Regions from separate parts of the Mus musculus genome. Here regions 1 and 3 are each linked to region 2. Evidence: chromatin loops called from intact Hi-C (ENCODE). Cell type or tissue: heart. All regions are shown on one strand.

The links. A loop is a pair of places that touch in the nucleus more often than their neighbours do. Peaks named below come from ENCODE experiments on the same cell type or tissue, not always from the same donor. Only the 100,000 strongest peaks of a DNase experiment are listed, where the experiment ranks them.
Region 1: a loop joins it to region 2, with 2.0 times the contacts of the local background. A loop is called at or near these places in 5 of 42 quality-filtered maps.
Region 3: a loop joins it to region 2, with 2.7 times the contacts of the local background. A loop is called at or near these places in 6 of 42 quality-filtered maps.

The regions. Positions count from the first base shown.
Region 1 is chr12:111,139,876-111,147,875 of GRCm38, forward strand. No RefSeq gene overlaps it. Among named protein-coding and RNA genes, the nearest start is that of Traf3, 22 kb to the right of the region's middle. RefSeq lists an enhancer at 2,863-3,738. In heart, a CTCF peak has its summit at 3,535 (motif pointing left); a DNase peak (open chromatin) is centred at 3,906; H3K4me3 peaks cover 913 bases; H3K27ac peaks cover 3,313 bases.
Region 2 is chr12:111,084,773-111,092,772 of GRCm38, forward strand. The region is part of intron 3 of Rcor1 (REST corepressor 1); the gene reads left to right. Among named protein-coding and RNA genes, the nearest start is that of Rcor1, 49 kb to the left of the region's middle. In heart, a CTCF peak has its summit at 3,703 (motif pointing right); a DNase peak (open chromatin) is centred at 4,599.
Region 3 is chr12:111,231,463-111,239,462 of GRCm38, forward strand. It overlaps Traf3 (TNF receptor-associated factor 3), which reads left to right. Exons shown (of 12, transcript NM_011632.3): 3 at 6,100-6,358; 4 at 7,567-7,618. The coding sequence starts at 6,117. Among named protein-coding and RNA genes, the nearest start is that of Amn, 36 kb to the right of the region's middle. In heart, no CTCF peak of the experiment used is centred here; a DNase peak (open chromatin) is centred at 3,149; H3K27ac peaks cover 872 bases.

The DNA of each region.
Region 1 (8,000 bases), 55 kb after region 2:
AGCCAGGTGTGGTATAATCCTAGCATTTGAAAAGCTGAGGGGGGGGGGGGACGGTCACAAGTTACAGGTCAGCATGAACTACATAGTGAGTTTCAAGCAAGCCTGGGCGACAGAGTGAGACCCTGTCTCAAAGCACACAAAGGACAAACATTCATGCTGGGTTAACTTTCTAATATAAATGTGACAGACGGGGACAGCACTCAGGGCAGAGCCAATGAAAACTCACTGTTGCTATATTTTACTTGAAGTAATTTGATTCTAATTCTGAGTATGCTGGGATAAACTTAAGATTAATCTCTTGGTTATATTAAAAATATCTGTAACCACACATAATAGGAAAATTACGGAATACTGAAAAGTATCAAATCAGCACAAAAGAGGTGAGGAGCAGCTGCAGACAGAGAGCAAGGAGCCGGGTCAGCTGAGGCACCAGACTCCAGATTAGTTCCTGTTGATGGGGAGACACTCCCACTGAAGGTAAAGATTGGAGATCAGCCGAGTTCACACACCTGTGGCTCCTACCCTTGGGCTGCTGAGGCAGGAGGATAGCAAGTTTAAGAGGTTGTTGCAGAGTAATTCCCTGTCATAAAACACAACAGAACAAGGACTGAGCACATTCTCAGTGGCAGAGCACTTGTCTAGCACTCATATACTTGTGTGTGTGCATTCACTTGTATACTTGTAAATGTGTGCACTCACTTGCATACTTGTGAATGTGTGCACTCACTTGTATACCTGTGAATATGTGCACTCACTTGTATACTTGTGAATGTGTGCACTCTCTTCTATACTTGTGAATGTGTGCACTCTCTTGTATACTTGTGTGTGCACTCTCCTCTATACTTGTGTGTGCACTTTCTTGTATACTTGTGAATGTGTGTACTCTCTTGTATACTTGTGAATGTGTACACTCACTTGTAATCTTGTGTATGTGTGTACTCACTTGTGTGCTTGTCCAGTTCCCAACATCACATACATCATACACAACACATGTGAGTGCACACACACACACTATACAAGGAAGTACATGCACACACACAAGTACACATGTGAGTGCACACATACAAGTACACAAGCAAGTGTACACACACAAGTACAGAAGTAAGTGCACCCATACACAACCATACAAGAGAGCACATGCACACATACAAGTAGACAAGTGAGTATACACATATATAAGTACACAACTGAGCACATACATATACAACTATATAAGTGAGTGCATACATAACTATACAAGTGAGTACACACATACACAAGTACAGAAGTGACACACACATACACAAACACACAAGTGAGCACACACATATACAAGTACACAAATGAGTGCACACATACACAAGTACACAAGTGAGTATACAATATACAAATACACAAGTGAGCACACACATATACAAGTGCACACACACATACTCAAGTGCACAAGTAAATGCACACATACACAAGTATACAAGTGCACATATATACAGGAAGTAAAGATTATCACACTCAATTTTTAAAAAAGATTTATTTATTTTATTTATGTGAGTTTACTGTACACTGTCTTCAGACACACCAGAGAGGGCGTCATATCCCATTTCATATCCCATTTGAGCCACTATGTGGTTGCTGGGAATTGAACTCAGGACCTCTGGAAGAGCAGTCAGTGCTCTTAACCACTGAGCCATCTCTCTAGCCTATTGCACTAGATTTTTAAAGCCATTTATTTTATTTGTTTTCCTGTATGCAGGAATGTGCAACAAGTGATTGTTAGCGGCCGTGTGGGTGCTGGGAACCAAACCTGGGTCCTTGCAAGAACTCTTATCTGCAGAGCTTCTCTCCAGTCCTAGTTTTTTTTTTTTTTTTTTTAAACCTAGCACATGCTGGGTGTGATGGCTATTCTCAGTTGTCAACTTGACCGCATCTGGAATTAACTAAAACAGAAGAGGCCGGGTAGACCCATGAGGAATTTTTTTTCTGAATTAAATAATGTGAAGTATGAAGACCCACCTGTAATCCTAATCTTTTGAGGTGGGAAGATTCCCCCTTAGTCTCAGGCATACTGTCTGCCTATAGAAAGGACTAGGAAGAAGGAAGCTTGCTCTCTGTGCCTGTTTGCTCTCATTGGCGAGTCCATTTAGTCACCGGCATTAGAGCCTGCTTCTTTGGGACTCCAGCATACACTAGAGAGCAGCTGAGGCATCCAGCTGGTGGACTAAAGAACTACTGGATTCTTAGGCCTTCCATTGCTAGACAGACATTGTTGGACTTAGCTTGTAAGCCAATCTAATAAATCCCCTTTACACACATGCACACGCACACGTACACATATACACACACTATCAGTTCTGTTCCTCTAGAGAAGCCTGGCTAATATATCAGGGGTGTGGCAGAGGCTTGCCTGTCATGCATGAGGTCCCCAGTTCAATCCCTAGGACTGAAAGAAAATGGAATAGTAAAGAGTAAGGCTCTGGGGCTGGCGAGATGGCTCAGTGGTTAAGAGCGCCGACTGCTCTTCTGAAGGTCCCGAGTTCAAATCCCAGCAACCACATGGTGGCTCACAACCATCCATAACGAAATCTGATGCCCTCTTCTGGAGTGTCTGAAGACAGCTACAGTGTACTTACATATAAATAAATAAATAAATAAATCTTTAAAAAAAAAAAAAAAGAGTAAGGCTCTGAGGGCTGGTGAGATGGCTCAGTGGGTAAGAGCACTCAACTGCTCTTCCAGACTGCTCTTCCGAAGGTCCGGAGTTCAATTCCCAGCAACCACATGGTGGCTCACAGCCATCCGTAACGAGATCTGACTTCCTCTTCTGGAGTGTTTGAAGACAGCTACAGTGTACTTACATATAAATAAATAAATCTTAAAAAAAAAAAAAAAAGAATAAGGCTCTGACATGTTATCCTTAAGAGATTTACTGTTATCTGCCTGTTTCATGTTTGCTTTTTCTTTGACACAGAATGTAATGCAGCCCAGACTGGCCTCAACTTAGTATGTAGCCAAAGACGACCTTGGACTTCTAATTTTTCTAATTCTCTGCCTCTACCTCCCAAATGCTGTAGACATCCGGCGACATGCCTAGTTACATAGTACTGGGAGTGAAACCCAGAGCTTCACAAGTGTTAGAGAGCACTACGCTCCAGCTCCAGCTCAGAGACAGCACCGAAAGGTTGGAAGGAAAAGTATGTAGAAAGACTTCCATGCAACCATGGAGCCTGGCAGCTGGCAGGCTGTTAAGTGTTGCAGGAAATAGGCTGCCAGGCAAGCCCATTGTAAGCGACAGAGAGGGAAAGCTTCTACAATAGAAAGGTCAGCTCATCAGAAGGATGTCGCAGCTATGAATATGCATGCCTCTGTAAGACGCTGCAGAGTACAGGAAGCAGAGGCTTTGGAACAAAAGGGAGGCAAGAATGAGTCGGGGATTGCTGGAGATTTTAACAGCCCACTCCCAGCACAGACAGAAAAGCTAATAAGTAACGATTGCTGCTAAAGCATGGACCCCGGGGGCGTGAGAACTTGGCCTAGCGCCCCCTGCAGGGAACCCTTGGCTTCTGAGCGCTCCTACCATGTTATTATGTCTCCTCCAGTTACGGGACCAGGTAGAACCTGGGCTTCAAATGTGGGCAGCTTTGTCAGTGCAAAAGCGGCACGCCTGCCAAGGTTCTCCTGATGCTGGCCCAGTGGAAGGAGAAAGGCTTGCCCGACACTGGTTGGGCTGGGGCCACATGGCCCTTTTAGTCAGCTTCCGAGGGAGGCAGACCTGTACCTCCCAGTGGAGCACAGCCTCAGCGAAGGCTACTAGCACCTGTCCTGGGTCTACAGGCGCCCCGTGCTGTGGGGTCCAGCTCCAGGCCCTGAAGCTAGTTGCTCTGGCTCGCTGATGAAAAGCCCCGCTCCTCCGGCCAAGCTGGAAATAGTCACAAGGGTTGATATTTTGAACACATGAGCTCGCCGGCTGAGAGTGTGGCCCGGACCTCTACCCGGATGCCTGGCGCCCTGGCGCCTGTGTTCTGGTGAGTGACCCTTTTTAGCAAGCAGAGCAAGTCACTTAAGAAGTTTGAGGTTGAGAGTCTAACAGGCAAGAGCCTGTTCTCATCAGCTGTCTGGTGTTCCTAGAGCTTGCTACGAGGTCTTGGCCCTGTGCCCTGGTTTCCCAAGCCTGCAACTTTACCCCTTCACAGGGATCTTGCCTTGGTGCCTTCCCCACTCAGTTCTGGAAACATCAGCTCCAGGGAGCCTAGTCCTCTGCTGACCCCCAAGCCTCGGGTCAGCTCCAGCCCCCTGCTCTCTGCCTTGTTCACCTTACTCCCACACATGAGGTCAGATCCACAGTGCCCAGGATGTGTGTGAGTGCTCAGCTTGGACATAGCATTTTAGGGGCCAGGACCCCAGTTCCAGCCCTAGAAGTCAGAAAGCTAAGATGGAGCCTCTTGGGTCTCTAGGCTGGCCCTTCATCAACTTTTGAGTCTGTGTAGCCTGTCACTTAGCTCTACTGTGGCCCAGCCCTTCCTCTGCCTGGGTCATCCTCTGCCACCCACTGAGAAGCTCATCAGAAGATGCGCAAGTACCTGCGGCAAGTGCCGGGTGTGGTGGCACATGCCTTTAATCCCAGCACTTGGGAGGCAGAGGCAGGCGGATTTCTGAGTTTGAGTCCAGCCTGGTCTACAGAGTGAGTTCCAGGACAGCCAGGGCTACACAGAGAAACCCTGTCTTGGAAAACCAAACCAAACCAAACCAAACCAAACCAAACCAAACCAAACCAAACCAAACCAAACAAACAAACAAAGAAGATGCGCATGCCCACCCCTTTCTAGAGTCTACTTGCTTATTCTGGTCCCCACCACCTGTGGCATGGCCAGGCAGAGCTGCTTACAAGGGTTTGTCTATTTTTAGCCTCAAGGATGCTGTAAGCATGCCACCCCAGCACACCACAGCCTCTGAGGCCCTGAAGACCTCTCTTCCCCAGGGCCATGCTGGGACTGTCACATGTTCCTACAAGGCCCAGAGGAGTGAGAGGAGCACCTGGTGTCATTTCCACTTATTCAGCAGAAGCCACCCCTGCAACACCATCTCTGGTCCAGGGCTTGCACCTCAGAGCTGGCATTTGGGTTAGATAAGGATCTGGTCTCGAACTCTCTAAGATGCTGTAGTAGTGACCGGTCATGTCCTTGAAAATCAGTGTGCCCAGTATCAGGGCCCTGTGCAGGACCCCCCACAGGGGAGCAGGCTGCTTCCTGAGGGCTCTGGACTGTAGAGCAGCAGCTAGAAGCCTGCCCCAGCAAAGCTAGCCTGGGTCACGGCCACTCCTGACCCCACTCTGCAAACAGGGTCCCCGATGCCGCTCTGTTTCCCATAGTCTGAGCACAGCCCAGACACATCTTGAAGAGCTAACCTCTGGGCTGGACCCCTGGGAAGGGAGGACAGCATCTTAGGCTTCTGCCTCTCAGTGCTCCATCTCTGTGGTGGGTGCGTCCAATCACTGAAGCTTCTGTTCCGTGAGTGTTCCAGGAGCTGACATCCCTGTATGGCTTCCCTCCCTCCTGGCCGCCTGGCTGAGTCTTTCTGGCTAATCATGATGTTTGTTTTCCCAGAGCAGGTGGGGGCAGGGCCTGCCATCCGTTCTCCAGCTTGTGCTGCGGCAGTGGCGCATGCAAGGCAGAACATTCTGGGTTTTGCCTGAATTAGGCAGGAAGCAGCGGGGAGTGCGGTTGGAGAAATCTGTGCAAACCCAAAGGCAGCAAACAGGCATCAGCAAGTCAAAAGTTGTGCCACACATCAGCAGATGATATCTGGGACCCTACCGTCTGGTTCACGGGGGCTTGGGACAGTTTCTTGAGTGACCTTCCCTCCCCCACCTGATTTGGATGTATCTAAGCCAAGACAGCTCCAAGGATCCTCTTAGAAAGCTGGTCTTACAGGCCCTTCTCAGGTCCCTTTCTGGGTGAGGACAGGGAAGCTCAGAGAAATCAGAGGCCAGAGATTGGCAAAAACACCCTAAGAAACAAGACCTAGTGCAGGTAGTTACTATGGAGGAATAGGGAAGGCCTGGGAAGGCCACTGAACCCTGGGGCAGGGGTGGTCACCTCTGTGGGTATCAGGTCACTGTCCTGATGGGAATGAAGAGAGACCCTGGTGTCTCTCTCTTGGGCAATCAGGCTATTGAGACAACAGACCCCAAGGAATTGGAATTTCCATGAGAGTCTCATGCTGGGGGGAGGGGAGGGCTGAGACCAGCCAGGCACTTTGACAATTTGTTAGAACCTGGAAGCCAGGCGTTAAAACAAGACAGACCAGTGAGGGATGAGCCCAGGCCTTAACCAGGACTTCTTACAGCTAGGCATATTTATTGCCTATTTAAGGTAAGCCGAATGACAGGTCTCCATGATGGCCTGGAGTCACTGGGCTGTTTTTGTTTCTGTTCCCAATATGGTCATTGAGGAAGGATGGCAGAGTCTAGCCTGTTAGGGCCTGTAGACTTTGACCCTAATTCTGGTAACATCAGAGTTAGACCTGCTAGAACATCTTAGCAAGACTCAGTCTTCATGGGGCACAAGCAGCAGCTCTGAGGAGCAAGAGCCTAAGGAGTGAGGCCACAGGACACCTATGTCAGTCCAAGAGAAGGGACAGTACCTGCCCATGACTGCTGACGCAGGGGCTAAGGAGTCCTGCCTAGTATACCCTGACACTCATGAACAGTTCTGCCTGTTACCAGAAAAATCTAGGCCCTTCTAGCCTGGTGGTACAGGCCTGTATTTCCAACTTCTTGGGAGACTGAGGCAGGAGGATTGAGACAGTCTGGAGACCCTGTATGAAAATACAAAAGAGAGAAGAGAGCTGGGGAGATAGCCCAGTGGGTCCAATGTACTAGAAAAAAAGGAAGAAAGAGAGGGAAGGAAAGAGGAAGAGAGGGAAAGAGGGAAGAAGGGAGGAAGGAAGGGAGAGAAAAGGAGGGAGGGAGGGAGGGAGAGAGGTGGTGGGAGTGGTAGGAAACCTGGGTCTGAGAGCCTAAAGCTACTCCTGGCCTGGTCCTCTGGGCATGTCTACCATATCTGTGCAGAAATTGGGGCACAGTACAGGGCCATTGAGAATGCAGACTTAGGCCCTGCTCAGGCAGGGCTCTCAGAAGCATGGCCTCTGGGGAGGAAGGTGAAGCGATTGGATGTAGTGACCCACAATCTGATGGTCTGGAGGCATCCTCGCAACCTCCCCAGGAGGTTAAAGGTCAGTCAGTAAGCCCCATGAAACCCAGGACCCTGCTGCAAGGCAGGTGGGGAGCCTCCTGCCCTGGCCCTAGTCAAGCCCAGCGGGGACCAGGCATCTCCTCATCAGGCTGAGGAGGTGGTCACCGGGCAGAGCTACTCTCAGCAGCAACCTGTAGGTCTGAGGAAGGGTGGGGATGGTCAGGGCTGAGACTTCGCTGGGGACTCTGGAACAAGGTCATAGGTAAGTCCATTCTAAAACTCTGTTTCATGTTGGCTGCACAGGCTCCATTGCAGGCTTTCCTAGAACTGCCCATATTGATGAGGGGGGTGGACAGGAGGCCGGAGAGGGGAGAGAGGAAGGACAATGGCTGGGAGGAGACACTAGAGAGCCAGGATTATGCCACACACATGCACACGCACACTCACACGCATACACACACCAGCTCACTCATTAGCAGCTTTGTGATCCATGACAAGTAACTCTCTTTGCAGGGGGACTTCGGTTCTCGTATCTCTAAAACAGAAATCATGTACCCTTTCCATTGGAATAGGGATTAAGGGAGCCCTGGGATAAGCCCAGGAAGCCCTCCTGATGGAGGGGTGGCCATCATTACTGCCATTGGCATCCACTGAACAGATAGATACCCTTCTTCTTCAGAAGCACTGGATGGCTTCTCTCTTCTGAGCACTTCCCAGGACCCAGACTGAACAACACCTATGTGTCCAGGAGGTCTCTTGCCAGGCTGCCCACCCTCTCTCTCCAAGAGTACAGGCTACAGGCAGCTGGGTGCTACTAGGGGTCAGACAGAGCTG
Region 2 (8,000 bases):
CCTACTATGGTGCCAGTTTTATGAACATGTACACAGATAGTTACATAGTTTACATGGTGATGATAAAAGATCAGTGGTTATTTTTAAATGTATGCTTTCTCTCTGCAGCTTCACATAGCTCATGGCTGCCATGTCTCTCTCACATTGTTTCCTACTATGCCCAATTTAATGTCATGATGTTTGTCTTAATTGGCTGTACCATATATCTCTTTCTGTCATATAGCCCTGTGTGTAGTAGGTTCGTATACCAACTGGGTATGTGAAAATATACTCTGGTGTTTACAGAATGACAGGATAGATTAATGACATACTTAGAGTCTACCTCAAAAACAGAAGAAGAAACACATGATTGAGTATATTTTTTTCAAAGATTTATTTATTTATTTATTTATTTATTTATTTAATGCATGTGAGTACACTGTGGCTACCTTCAGACACACCAGAAGGGTGCATCAAATCCCATTACAAATGGTTGTGAGCTACCACATGGTTGCTGGGAATTGAACTCACGACCTCTGGAAGAACAGTCATTGCTCTTAATCACTGAGCCATCTTTCCAGCCCTGTATGTATGTATGTATGTGTGTGTGTGTGTGTGTATATATATATATATATATGTGTGTGTGTGTGTGTGTGTGTGTGTGTGTGTGTGTATGTATATGTATATATGTGTGTGTGTATATGTATATATATATATTTTTTTTTAAGGCTAAATAGAATCCATAGGTTAAGGAGCAAATAAGTCATTTCTATTTTAAAGGGGGAAACGGTTGTGAGGGCAAGTTTTAGGTACACAGCTACATTAAGCAGAAAGCAGAGAATAGCCATGTACACCCAAGAGAGCTTGCCTTGCTATGAAGACCTTGCACCTGCAGAGTTGGTGCATCTGTGTAGGGCATCACCACCTTCAGAGCGTGTGGGATGCAGAGCCCACTGCTTTGCTCTGACATCTCCAAGTGTGGCTTTAGTCTGCTAGGAAGCTGCCCTGTGGGTGATGGAATGTACCTACTCCTGGTCCCTAATACGTGCTGTATGAAGAGCTGGGCTAAAATGGAGTGCCTGAAGCTGTCTTCCATGCTGGGCTGCTTTTGCCTGTCAGTGTGTCCCCCCAATCCACCCTCTACATTTGCTTCTCGGCTGCCTCGATAGAATTTGCTTGTCCTTCCTGTCAACAGAGGGGAGTTGCTTTAAGTTTTTACAACAAACATTACTACAGAAACATTCTTTGACCTATTTTTGTGTCTCATCTGCTCAGCTAAAAGTCAGTGCCAAATAATTTTCTAAAGTGGTGAGACTAGTTTACTGTTGCTACCAGAAGAGGATAGAGGGATTTGCTCATGATCCTCTGCGTTACCGCTGGATTTGGATTACGTACTGTAGACAGCCTAGCGGGTGTAACATCCGTTGCTCTTACCCAGGAGTTTTGCTGCTTTTCTTAGGTGTGATAATGACTCTCTGTTTACACTTAAAAAAAAATGCATATGTAAGGATGAAATTAACTGGGATGTACTTTAAATTTGTCAACTATAATGCAATAACTAGCCAGATTGGATTGTGGACAGAGAATAAAGCACTGTTGAAGAATTTAATATACTTTTTTATGATTACATAAAGGACATCTCAGTGTTTAAGAGATTAGACCATAATATGTAAAAAGTTACTGTCAAATGGGTTTGGGGGAAGTACATTACTTACAGACAAGTTTATTTTCATTATTAAAAGTCATTGATAATCCTTCAGCCTACCATATGGATGTTTTTGTTTGGGGAGATTTTGGGGCTCACACATCCTGTGTGTGCATTCTGTGGATACCGTCACATTAGCTCTAAACCAAGTTCCATCCTCAAATACTTATGGGTTTTGTGGGTTTTGTTGTTAATTGTTGTTTTCTAGTCTCCTTCCTATAAATAGCACTTGAGTAGGTTAAAGCATGCTGAAACCCTCACAGGGAAGGACTTCTTTCTTTCTGCAGAGCAGGCTGCCTATATAAGTAATTTAAGACGATTGTAATTAATTGTTTGAGTTACTTCTCTTTTCAACTGTAAGGAGAATTCCACAAGGGCCCAAATAGCTACAGGGAGTAGCACTAGCCATAAAGTAGATCTAAGAAGTCTGTTGGAGGATGGATTCTGATACATACAATAGATAATTTACTATAGACTATCCTGCTGCAGCCTGTGCTGCAAGCTGTTGAAGAGCCTGTTTCTCCAGCAGTGTCCACAGTGTCTGTGCTGAATGAAGAGTAGCTTCACACAAGGTTGCAGCATTGAAAGTGGTAGGATTTGTAAGTCCCCTTGGCCCCCTTCAACATATTCTTAACTTTGTCCCCCATGCCCAGAAGGATCAGGCATAGAGAGGAAGTGACTTGGGTGAAGCAGGTCAGCTTCCTGTAGTATACAGCTTGCTTCACTGCTAGGCCTACAAATACAGGGTTAGACAGGTAAACCACTCAAGGCACTGGGATTCAGAGATGGAAACAGCTTTCCGATTGCCACTATCCTGCCTGCCTAAGACCTAGTTGAAGGTGGCCTTGAAATGAGTCATTTGTAAGGCAGTCTCTAGTCATTAAAAGGAAGTTTGGGGCATGAATGAAATAAATATATCAGGAGCCTGGCAGTGGTGGTACACACCTTTAATCCCAATACTCTGAAAAGCCTGGTCTATAGAGCTCAGTTTCTGGTCAGCCAAAGCTACACAGAGAAACCCTGTCTCGAAAAGCCAACAAACAAAAATACAAATATACGTTAGGCACTGAAGGTGTTGCCTAGAGGCAGAAAATTGATTTAACATAGGAAAGGCCTAGATTTGTTTCTCAGGACTGAGAAAAGAAACATAAAAGGGATTGTGTTCAGTAGGAGAGCACTTGCCTGTCATGGATGGAAGGAACTTCAGGTGTGATTTCTAGCACTGCAAAAAAGAAATGTTGTGACAGAGTTGATTTGATAATTGTTTACACGTGTGTATCTTAAATGTTTTCCTAATACTCTATGAAGGACTGACGAAGAGTCTCATCCTTGTTCTGTAGTCGAGCAAAGGAGTTCAGCTAGCAGTTTCTCAGGAGAAGCCAAGGCTGCTTTCTTTCCATTCTGCTCAAGAATAGAGAGATGACGCACTGTCTTAGTCTATGCCGCCCTCTACCCCACCCTCCCTATTAAAGCCAGGCAGATCTTGAGTCTTTGAATTATTTCGTGCACAGCCAAGTACACACAGTTAATAAGGTTGCTGTGAGTGTTCAGCTCCCTGCTTAGGGACAGGTCTGGAAGAGTTGAAGGGATGTGTGTGTGTCTGACTATTTTGAGACAGGGTCTCACCATGTAGCTCTGGCTGGTCCGGAATTCACAGTGACGTCCAAACTGGCCGCATAGAGACTCACCTGCCTCCTGAGGGCTGAGGGTAAAGGTGTGCCTGGTCTGCTCACTCTTACACTGATATGCAAATGTGAGTTCTGGAAAAGAGGACAGAATTATCCAGTTACAGAGAAGTACACTTAAGACCTGAAGAGAACTTAGCCTCCTGCGCTGTGCGCTGGGATGGAGCAGTCATCTCTTGTCTCTCCATGGTGGTCTTCACTGGTGGCTGGGGAATGGGCACGCACGCAGTGGGAATAGTAACAAACAGCATAGTTATCTTGTTTCTGACTTGCCTTCTCTTGTTCCTTCAAGATAGTCAGGGTTCAGATGTTGGCTGTAGTAATGTCTTTGTCCACCAGGTGGCAGAACTGTTGTACGTAAATGTTCCTTTTGCTTCTATGTGAGTCTTAGGGATAACTTCTTTCATAATAATAAAAGGAAATGCCATGGTCTTTTTTTTTTTATCATACTCCATTGTTCTGGGGATTGAACCCAGAACCTTGTGCACACCAGGCATAACGCTCTACTGAGCAGCATCTCCAATCTTGTTATTACATTCTTTAGAAATGTTTGGCAGTCTCAATTTTAAGCCATGACAGAAATTACTGTAGTGTTTCCTTTGCAGTACCTAGTGCCACTGCAAACCGTTATAGTCTTTTTCTAAGCTCCATTAAGACCATAAGCTTTGTCCTCAGCCTGCCTTATGGTCTGAGCCTCCTACTCTGTAACCGACTCAGGATGACAGTTTCTGAATCTGCAGTGTCTGGGGGAGGGAAGGGTGAATTGGTTACCATAGCAGCTTTCATCTGTTCTTTCTTTTGCAATTGAATTTGAAACTCTTGCTACTCTAAGGACTTTGTTTCATTGGGTTAAAAATATTAACATAGAAACAAAGCGCAAGCCAAGGCATATTTTGTTACTTGCCTTTGGCCTCTATCACATTCCTTTGATCATGCTGTATTTTACTCTGTTCAAGCTACACCAAATAGTGAGTGAGTACTGCAACCCTAAAAAGCCATGGATTAATACAGTCTCTGTTTTATGATCACAGTGGTGCAGATCTGTCACCATCAGAGTTAATATCAGGTGGTTCTCCAGGCCTGTTTGGATATAATTGTCAAGTAAACAGCCCTGCACTGCGCCATGGTGGTGATGTCAGCGCAGACGGAGTCTGCCCAGTGCTGAGTCTGAGGCTTCTGACCTGCAGGCGGGTGTCAGTGGGAGTAGTCAGTCAGCGACAGGCCTCTCCTCTCCCAAGCGTGGGCAGGATGCCCTGGGGACAGAGCCACTGTGCTGCTGCTTAAGCTGTGTGACCTCTGTGGACCTCCTGCCTTGGTCCCCAAGAGGTTCTGCACAGGACCCCTCAGCCCCTTACAGAGACAGACACGGACTCTCCCCTGGAGAGATCCTCAGGGGACTTGTGTTTCTCCTGAGCCATTTCATTTCCTTTAAGCTCCTGTAAGCTTTTGTTCTTATGAGAGCAGAGTTGATTTTCTTAGGCGGAAAGTTTATTTTCATGGAAGGGCTTTTAACCATGAGGGAGTTTTTAGCTAATGCATATCTCCCATTTCATCGCTTGTACCAAATGCTGTCCTGTGCAAAGTAGGGTGGGGGGTAGGTGTCCACCTCTCTCAGAAAATCAGAGAAGTGAGGACCAGGTAGTGTAGCAGAGAGGCCTACCAAAATTAGTATTTGTGTAACTAACTCCGAAGAACATTTCAAGAAAAGCAAGAAGAGTGGATGCCCGTGGCTGATGTTCCCAGTTAGGCGACCGAGCTCTGCTGGGGACAGTGGACACTCAGTGTTCAAAACAAATTACAGTTGGGGTCTCTGGGTTTAAGACGAGCCTGGCCTACATACATAGCAAGTTCTAGGACATCCAGGGCTACGTAGAGAGACACTGTCACAAACAAATAGATGAAAAAGGAAAGGAAAGGAAAGGAAAGGAAAGGAAAGGAAAGGAAAGGAAAGGCAAGGCAAGGCAAGGCTAGGTTGGTGGACATGAGAGCGGAGCAACTCTGTCTTCATGGTAGCTGGCATTGGCTGGTTTGGGAAACTTGGCTGCTCTCTAGGCACACTACCTTGAACAACTGCACTTTAGTTTTAATTATTTAAATTTTGGGTGTGTATATTCACACTGTTGCAGGTGTAGAGGTCAGAGGGAAGCTTGCTGCATTGACCCTCTCCTTGTTCCAGGGTTCATGTGTGTGTGAGGACTGGCAATGAGTGCTTCTTTTTACCTCAAAGCCACCTTGCCAGACCACATTTTAATTTTTTAAAGCCCAGTCCTTTGGGTCACAGTCTTGAAGGTAAATCCAAAATGATAGTAACCGAAATTTTTATTAAATAGTAGAAACCTATAAGTTGCTATAGCGAAGCACTAAAAGCATTGCCACAAGTTCAAGGTCAGTCTTGACTTTTTTTGCGCAGTAAATAGAGGCAGAGCTTGGATTGGATCCTGACCCTTCATGAACATAGCTGGCCTGTGCTGTCTCTACTTTTGGGGGCAGATACCACCATCATTGACTTAGCAAACTGTCTTACCTTTGTTGTTTTTCTGTCTCTGTCTTCAGACACAGCAGAAGAGGGCATCAGACCCCATTACAGATGGTTGTGAGCCACCATGTGGTTGCTGGGAATTGAACTCGGGACCTGGAAGAGCTGACTCTTAACCTCTGAGCCTTCTCTCCAGCCCTTTTGATGAGTTATTTTTTTAGATTTATTTATTTTACTTTATGTGTATAAATGTTTGTCCACCTAAGTGTATTTGTGCCCTTTGGACCCTTAGAACTGGAGTTAGGGATAATTGTCAGTTGCTGTGTGGGTGCTGGGACTTGGCCCTGAGTCCTGCAGGAGCAGCCAGTGCTCTGGCCTGCTGGACTGTTGCTCCTGCCACTTCTTTATTTTTTGATTGGATCTCACTGTGTAGGCTTGAGTGGCCTAGATTTCAGAGATCCACCTCCCTAGTACTGGGACCAAAGTTCTAGCTCAGGGAGTTGTGTAAGTGCTGTCTTCAGAACAGGACCTCAGGAACCTTGGGAACAGTGTTGAGTTGTTTGAGGTTCTCATGGGGCCCCTTTGACCCACAATGCGACAGGACTTAATCCATTCCTGGCAGTGGAGACTTCATTAGGTGACAAGTGATGTCCATCCTGGGGTCTGTCTCCCTGTTATTCCATGTATATATTTTAAGGAGCTTCTATTGTATTAGGTGTCTATACAACCCCTTAAATGGGCCCTAGTTTTAGCTGTCCGTCCCTGTATTTCCTCCCCTCTTCCCCATCCCTCCCCTTTCCTGCTTGATCCTCTTCCAGTCCATCCCTTATTCGTCTGTGACTGTGTATTCCATTTCCCGTCTTAGGGTGACTCAGCACAGCCCGCTCATCCCCTGTTCTACACAGATCTTCTGTGGCAACATGGATTGTAGCTTACTTATAGTTACTTATAGCTGACACCAACACATGTCATATTTGTCTTTCTGGGTCTGGGGTACCTCACTTAGGATGATTTTTTTCTAGCTTCATACATTTACCTGTGAATTTCATGATTTCATTTTTTTATAAACAACTGAGTGATATTCCACTGTGTAAATATACCACGTTTTCTTCATTCATTCACAGACAGACATCTAGGTTGTACCTTGCTATTATGAATAGAGCAGCAATGAGCACGGTTGAGCAACTGTCCTTGTAGTAGGATGAAGCCTTCTTTGGGTATATCTTAGAGTGGTATAGTTGCGTCTGGAGGTAGGTCTAGTCTAGCTCGCCAAGGAACTGCTACGCTGATTTCCATAGTAGCTGCATAAGTTTGCACCGCACTGCCCCCCCCCCCCAAGCAATGGATGAGTGTTCCCCTTACTCCATAGCCTCTCCAGTATGAGCCGTCAATTCTTTTATTGATTGGCCATTCTGATTGTTCACCTTACATTTCCAGGTAGTGTCTCTCGCCGAGTCAGCAAAGCTTTCTGCAGCAGTCACTCAGGGCCACCCTGTCCCTGCCTTCCCACTGCTGGGTCACCAGCACGCACCGCTGCGCTAGCATCATGTGCCAGCATGTGCCTCTCTCTGAGGAATGCCATGCAGCCACAGTTAGATTACAGATTGATTTCTTTTTCCCCTTAAAACCCGTTCAGCCAGCCCTGTGATTCCCGACATGCTTCCCGTGCTAACGAGGCAGGCATTCCAGGAACCCTAAGCCCCCAGCCCATGGCCTTTGCCCACCCTGGATATTTCAAGGATAATACACCCTGTTGTATTTCAAGGTTAATGGCTAAAAAGCTGTCTATTGACTGGTACAGAGCAGGTTCTCTCATGGGTGTCAAGGCTCCACATGTTAATGTACTTGTTACAACCTTTAGATCCTCTGTAGATCCACCAAAATGAAAGTAGCCTCAATAGTTGGCTTTATCAGAGGCAGCCTGGTTTATGTAGTGAGATACTCTCTCTGACAAACAAAACAGTAGCTGTGGTGGTGGGTTTTTTGTTTTGTTTTATTTAAAATTTACAAAATATTATGTACATGTGTGTGTGTTATTTGTGTCATGTGTCATGTATGTGGGGATTACAGTAGAGACTAGAAGAGAGAGTCAGGCTCCTACTTTCCCAAGTTGGAATTACAGGCAGTTGTTAGCTATCTGTGTGCCAAAAATCAA
Region 3 (8,000 bases), 150 kb after region 2:
GTTTTTAAATGCCCTAGCCAGGCCCAGTGGTTTGATCTCTTTCTGATATCTGTCTTTGGAACCAAATGTAGAACTCTCAGCTACCTCTCTAGCCCCGTGTCTGCTTGTGTCCTGCCATGCTCCCACCTCAGGACTAAACCCCTGAACCTGTAAGCCATCTTTAGTTAAATGCTTTCTTTTTTAATAGTTGCTATGGCCATGGAGTCTCTTCAGAGCACTAGAAACCCTAACTAAAACAGACCTTGAACCAGGAGTGGGGTATTACTGTGACAGGCCAGACCATGTGGTTTCTCCTTGGGTCTTTGGATTAGGAAAGCATTTGGATGCTTTAAGTGGGGCTTGATGGACTATACTGTTAGGAGCATGGGAGACAGTGGTGCTGAGACTAATATAGATTATGATGGCCTGGCTCAAGAGGTTTCAGAGGAGAAGAATATTAGTATGTAGCCTAGAGAGGGTTCTTGTAATATTTTGACACTTTCTGGCCGCTTCTCCCCACCCCCACCCCAAATCTGTCTGAGGCTAAATTAAAGAATTACAGATTAACAGCTTTGACAGAGGAAATTTCCAGATGGCCTAGTATTGACTGTGTTGCTTGGTTATTCGTGGGCATGCTTATGCAGATTTATAATGAAGAGGAGGCAGCTGAGCAAGGAAAAAATACAAACTCTACAGTGTGAGGAGACAAGGAGCACCAGGACGCGTGGCGTCAAGTCCACTATCCATGGAGACAGACGAAAGAAAGGAAAGTGAGTGGTGGCCTTTAATCCCAGCACTGACGGAAGCTGAGATAGGTGGATCTCTGAGCTGAAGGCCAAGCTGCTCTATAGATTTAGTTCCAAGACAGCCGAGCTTGGACAGTAAAGGAAGTTGTCGAAAACAGAAAGCTGGTGAAAATGTATTTGAACAAGGAGCCATGTTCCAGCTCAAGCAAACAATAGAACATGACAGCTTTGGTCATGTGGTTCTGGCTTTAGAGTCAAAAATACATGAAATGGGTTATGGAATCCCCCTCCACAGCTAAGGAAAGTTGTCCAGGCCAGGTCTGTGTCAGGGGTGTCCCTGCATGGAGGTCTAGAGAGGCCATTGTGTGAAGCTGTGAAGGTAAAGCCTGGATTGCCTTGGGGACCCCAAGATGTTGGAGATGCCAGACTCGTGGGATACTTACCAAGGAAAGCTGCAGACTGGGTATGGAGTCAACCCAGGAGAGAGAAGTGTGTTTCAGTCAACAAACCTGAACCGAGTTGGAGATTTGAACACTTTTGACATGGGACATGGAGGGAGACACAGAGTGTGGAGCTTTTCCAGCTGTTTTTTGGTCTTGCTTTAGTCTACTATTTCCTCACGGTGTTCCCTTTTCCCCCTTTTGGAATGATAAGATATATTCTACGCTGTTATATGTTGTAAGTATGTGGTCTGCTTTTGATTTTGATTGTCTGAGGATTACAGTTAGAAGATTGCCATGAGTCTCAGAAGGGATTTTGGAGTTTTAAACAGGGTTGATACTGATGGACTATTTGAAGTTGTCCTGAATGCATTTCTGCCTTATGATATAGCTTCAAGCCTATGGGGGCCAGGGAGTGGATGTGATGGTTTGAATAGGATGGTCCCCATAGACTCATATGTAGGCATAATGTTTTGTAGGCTGTGTAAGGTTTACCCCGGGGTTATTAAAATTCAGATTTCTCTGTCCTCATATCTTGTTTCAGTCCAGACATGGCATTGTAATGCTTACACCAAGAATCTCTTGTCTCAAGTTTGTGTAAATAGTTCTTACCACTATTCTCTGCCTTGTCAATAAATACCAATCACCCAATAAATAGCTGGGCAGAATAGAGAATAGGGTGGACATCCACTAGGGAGAGGAAGGAAAGAAGGAGGGTCAGAACCATGGGGAGAATGGAGGAATTGGAGTGATGAAGAAGGGTCTGAAGAGCCTGATTAATGATAACATGCAAGTATCATGGGATGGGGCTGGAAAGTAGCCAGATTACCATAGACGTTTAAGATACATCATTTAACTGCTCAGCTATTGAGGTGCAGTCTTAAGTAAATCTTGATTTGTGAAGTTATTGGGGATTAGCATAAAGTAAATAAATACAGCCACCAGATTAATTCATTGTTTACATTTATAGTAAGGACAATTCATTTCACATATTTTTTAAAGATTTATTTATTTTATGTATATGAGTACACTGTAGCTGTATATAGATGGCTATGAGCCATCATGTGGTTGCTGAGACTAAAACTCAGGACCTCTGCTCGCTCCAGCCTTGCTTGCTCCAGCCCAAAGATTATTGCATGTAAGTACACTGTAGCTGTCTTCTGACGAACCAGAAGAGAGCGTCAGATCTCATTATGATGGTTGTGAGCCACCATGTGTTTGCTGCGATTTGAACTCAGGACCTTTGGAAGAGCAGTCAGTGCTCTTAACGGCTGAGCCATCTCTTCAGTCCCAACTCATATATTTTAGTGCTTAGGGAGTGGCACTAGGAGGTGTGGCCTTGTTGGAGTGGGTGTGGCCTTGTTGGAGAAAGTATATCACTCACTGGGAGTGTCCTTTAGAGTTCAAATGTCCAAGACAGAACCATTGGCTCTTTCTGCTGCCTTGGATCCAGATTTAGAACTCAGCTACCCCTCCATTACTCTGTCTGTGTGAGTGCTACCATGCTTCCTGCCATGAGGGTAATGGACGAAACCTCTGAACTTGTAAGCAAGCCCTAATAAAATGCTTTCTTTTATGAAAGAAGTTGCTGTGGTCTTTTCATAGCAATAACTAAGTAACTAAGACACTTAGAAACGAAACTCAGTTACCCTTATCTCCTTCCTAAGACCCTTACTTGACATAGCTTCCTAAGCACTATAGAGCAGAGCATCAGACCAAAGCTGTGAGGAGCTGAAATCTTTGATGGTTCTCACGTTGCACAAAATTAGATCAGTTATTAAAGTCTTCTGTTCCTGAAGTCAGTTTGTCACAGAAAATGTTTGAGGTGAGCGGCTCATGCCTCGCCTTTATTAACTCAGTAAGTACATACTGAGCCTGTTAGGCCCTGCTCTTTACACGTGGGGGTTATCAGCCAACTGAAGAGATCCAAATTCCATCCCCTAGCCACGCCTGCTGTTCTCCAGTCGGAACAAGCACACAGAGGATTGCTTGGAGCTCCTTCAGAGGAAGGAGGGGACATTGTGAAGTTGGCTGTTAGAGATACTGGAGTGTCCCTAGGGACATAGGATGGTTGGCGGCGGCAAGCAGCTAGTGAACCCTGCAGACCTTCCGTGCAGGACATTTCCACACATAGCTCAGAAGGGTAAGCCGTTGTTCCTGTGAACAAGTTCCTCAAAGGCAGACTGCAAGCCGTCACTAGTCCCTTGAAGTCCTGAAAACCGACTTACACGTCCGAAGATTTTGCACAAGGCTTCTTCACGTTACCACAGCAGCACTCTCTTTTATCAAAGCTCACTCAGGTGCAGCTAGACCATCAGCTCACTAATTGGTCTGCTGCTGACAGCCATTTTTGTATAGCCCTGGCCATGAAACATTTGCTCCTTGTACCTCAGAAAGAACAGCAGAAAGCAGTACGTGAGCAAGGCTCCGGGAAGAGGAACACTCGGCTCTGCCCGAGCCGTCCCGAGTCCTTGTGTCTGCTCTGCCTCTGCTCTGTGGGGTGCTTGGCCCTACTTCATAGCTCTGAGGCCTATACTGGCGAGAGAAGTATGGGGGACCCTGGAGGTGGGTGCCCCAGATACTGTGAGCTGACAGGATCTGGCCTATTTGGGTTCGGAGGGTTTTATTTTTATGGTTTTTTGTTTGTTTTTGAGATTTTTTTTCCATGGGTCCCAAACTCACTATGTCTATGAGGCTGACCTTGAACAGGTGTCACCATGACCCATTTTATTTGATACTAGGGACCAAGTCCAGGCCAACTTTCTACCAACTGAACTATATTCCTGTCCAGTCAAACCCAGACATTTTTTATTAGATATTTTATTTACATAAAAGCCCCCTATCCCTTCCTCCTCTCCCCCTGCTCACCAACCCACCCAATCCTGCTTCCTGACCCTGGTAGTCTTCTCTACTGGGGCATAGAGCCTGCACAGGACCAAGGGCCTCTCCTCCCATTGATGACTGACTAGGCCATCCAGACAGTTTTTTAAGTAGGAAAAATAAATTGGGCAAGGCTACAATGTATTTTTGAAGAGAGCTGGTAACTTTTGACAGAGCCTTTCTAGTTAGCAGATCCATGGCATGGGGGAGGAAAAGGATTGGGAGTGTCAAGGCAGGAAAGTAAACTCTGTATCTTTAAGGCCACCACAGGTGTCTTTCTCGGACCTGCTGAGGTGCACCGGAAACTGGATGGGTGGGGCTGTGCAAGCTGAGCTGAGACAAAGTATATCAGTGCCCGTGTGCTAGAGCCACCCAGAGAGGTCTCTCACAGGGGAGGAGTGTGGCCAATCCGGCAAAAATGTTTCTGAGATCGCAACTGTCTATCATTCAAAATTCCTTGCTTTAAAACTTAACACTGGGGGCTGGAGAGAAGGCTCAGCGGTTAAGAGCACTGACTGCTCTTCCAGAGGTCATGAGTTCAATTCCCAGCAACCACATGGTGGCTCACAACCATCTGTAATGGGATCTGATGCCCTCTTGTGGTGTGTCTGGAGTGTACTCATATATACATACATACATACATACATACATCTTCTTTTTTAAAAACTTAACACTGATGGTAGGATATCCAGAAAGTAAGGAAAGAGAAACCAGCCTTTCTGCCGCCATCTGAGCTCACGCCATCTGTGCTGTCAGCAATTATTTAGGGTTAATGGGTATTTATTGATGCTAGCTATAATTTTCCTTAAAGTCAGTTTTTCCTTAGGAACCTAGTCAGCTGCTTTATGTTGTTGCTTATTTTTGCTTACTTGCCCTCAAGACTCAGCTGATGGAACTGCCTGGTCTGGGATCCTTACGTCTCGTCTGGGGAGTGCTCTCATTGCTCATTATGGGACTTGCAGGTGGAAGGCAGAGAAACTGGTAGCAGGTGTGAGACGTGAACCTGCCCAGGAGACCCATCCAGTCCCGTGTCCCTCTGACGGGCCTGACCTTTATACCTGCCTGTCCCTCAGCCCTACGAAGCCTGTGTTCCCCACGGGCTCCATGTGGCAATACCATGGCTCTGTTGTATGTGGGCTGACTCAGAGCACTCCAGGCTTGGTAAACTGAGGGCAAAAACAATTGCCTTTCATCTTGTGGGCACACGCAGACATGACTGCTGGTCTGGTTATACCTCATCTGCTGTAAGTGCTACTGCTAGGACAAGAGATGGTCGGTCTATAACAGTATGCTGGGAGTATGGTCAGTGAGCTAAACAGAAGATAAAGCTGACCAAACATGCCTGCTGCTAGGGCTGAAGAGATGGCTCAGTGGTTAAGAGCCTACAGTTCTTGCAGAGGACCCAAGTTTGACACCAGCTCTAGAGGATATGTTGCCTTTTGCTTCCAAGGGTGTCTGCATTAATGTGTGTCTCCACATGTAGATCACACACACACAATTAAAAACAAAATAAATCTTAAAAACAATAGATACTGCTTTGGCCAAATTGTTACAATGAAGTTCTGGCACAGAAAAATACTCTGGGGCTGGAGAGATGGCTCAGTGGTTAAGAGCACTGCCTGCTCTTCCAAAGGTCCTGAGTTCAGTTCCCAGCAACCACATGGTAGTTCACAATCATCTGTAATAGGATCTGATACCCTCTTCTGGTGTATCTGAAGATAGCTACAGTGTACTCATATAAATAAATTTTAAAAAATGAAAGAAAAATATTCTGTGTATTTTAAAGAATCTTGTAACACAATTTACTAAGTACATTTTTCAGGAATATTCTGAATGGCAGTGTTAACGGTAGGATCTGGTTAAAGTAAAAAGAAGGTGGTCACTTGGTCATGTTTCTTATTCCATGGCAGACTAAGGCTGGGAAGGGTCCTGGTGCCCCATTTAAACACCAAAAGTACAGACCTCGGCACGGGTGCTTCTCTCAGCCATGTATGTTGGGCCTTTTCAAGGGTTCAGGGGTTGACTGACAGTTCTCATTACCTTTTTCCGGGCAGAATTTCAGTTTCCTAAGATGGAGTCAAGCAAAAAGATGGATGCTGCTGGCACACTGCAGCCTAACCCACCCCTAAAGCTGCAGCCTGATCGCGGCGCAGGGTCCGTGCTCGTGCCGGAGCAAGGAGGCTACAAGGAGAAGTTTGTGAAGACGGTGGAAGACAAGTACAAGTGCGAGAAGTGCCGCCTGGTGCTGTGCAACCCGAAGCAGACGGAGTGTGGCCACCGGTTCTGCGAGAGCTGCATGGCCGCCCTGCTGAGGTGGGTGCCCTCCAGGGCTCAACCCCCACTCACCTGCTTCTTCCAAGACCTCCAGCGTGGGGGGCCTTTAGAGCAACTCAGGCACATCTCATGCTTGAGTGCCTGAGACCTCCATACCTTGCCCTGCCTGCCTCACATCCCACTTGCCCAGGCCTCTCCGCCCACAAAGCTTCTGTGCCTCCCATCTGCCTTGCTGTACTCTGTGCAAGAAGCTTATGTTTTATGGTGGTCATGTCAAATGATCCTAAGTCCTTAAAATTGAAGAGTGCCCTGGGCCAGGAGAGAGGAAGGTCAGGGTCACATGCAGAACAGAGCATGTGGCAAGGCTGCATGCTTGCCTGGGGGATCCACAGAGATCTGGGGTACCAAGACTCTAGAAGCTCATGAGTCTAGTAATTGCTATGGTAAAGTCACAAGGGCAAGTTGGGATTTGGAGGACAGAGTTGAGTCAGCTGGGAAGAGCATCATCGTGCAGCTTTTTATATTTGCCAGGCACTGTGCTTGACACTCAGACCACTGCAAGACACACTGTGCCGTCAGTGCCCTCAGGACACATTAGCTTCAGAAGGCCACAGAGTTTTTCTCATCTGGTCACTCACACCTGGGTGCCTGAGACCGAGGCCGAGCCCAGTAGCCAGGCTCCTGTGCGTCCCACACCCTCAGCACATCCATTCACGTGTCCCACACAGGCCACTTGGTTTTGCTGAGAGTGAAAGGACCCAGGTTGAAATTGCTGATGACACAATAGGTTCAGCACCCAATTTGCATGGAAGAGGACCTGGAAACCACCTGGGCTCAGGAGAGGCCTGTAGTGGGGTTTCCTGGAGGATAGATGCAGCTCCCCTGTGCAGGTGAGTTTGTAGATAGCCCAAGACCAGAGCATCAGAAGGACTTCAGTATTTGTGGGTGCACCTTCCAGAGGCTCCCCTCCGAGAACCACTGTGGCACCAAATGTCACTCTCGTGGTCATTAACTCATAGTCATTAAGTCTTCCCAATGGGACTGAGCTACTGAATGTAGTCGCATGTTTTAAAGTTCAGTGCTTTTTCTCCTGTGGATTACTATTTAAACTCAGTTTTCAACAGCCCTGGAGCCCTGCCTGTTGCTGCAAGCTCGAGCAGGCCTGACTACAAAGGAAAGCATTCTGTGCTGTGAGCCTGGGGGAGGGGCTGACTCCTGCTCTGACATACTTACTCTGCTTCCTTCAGCTCCTCCAGTCCAAAATGCACAGCGTGCCAAGAAAGCATCATCAAAGACAAGGTATGCTTACCCATTTCCTTCCTTCAGACAGAGGCTTGCTCTATAGTTCAGGGATCCCCAAACATAATGGACCTTCTTGCCCAGCCTCTGAGTGCAGGGGCACCACCCTTCTGGGCTTTTTAGATGGCTGACACATTTCACATAGCTTACGTTTGATGCTGTGTAAATCAGTTTATTTTTCTACTTGATTTATCATTGGGAGGAGGTGCATGCGTGCGTAGTGTTCACATGGATATCAGAGTACAACCTTGAGGAGTTCTGTCCTTCTTCCCTTAAGTGGGGTCTAGGGATCAAATGCAGGTTGCCAGGTTTGCACGGAAAGTGCTTTACCCTCCGGGCCACCTTGGTTTCCCATAGCTTTTGTACAATGCATTGAAGTTCA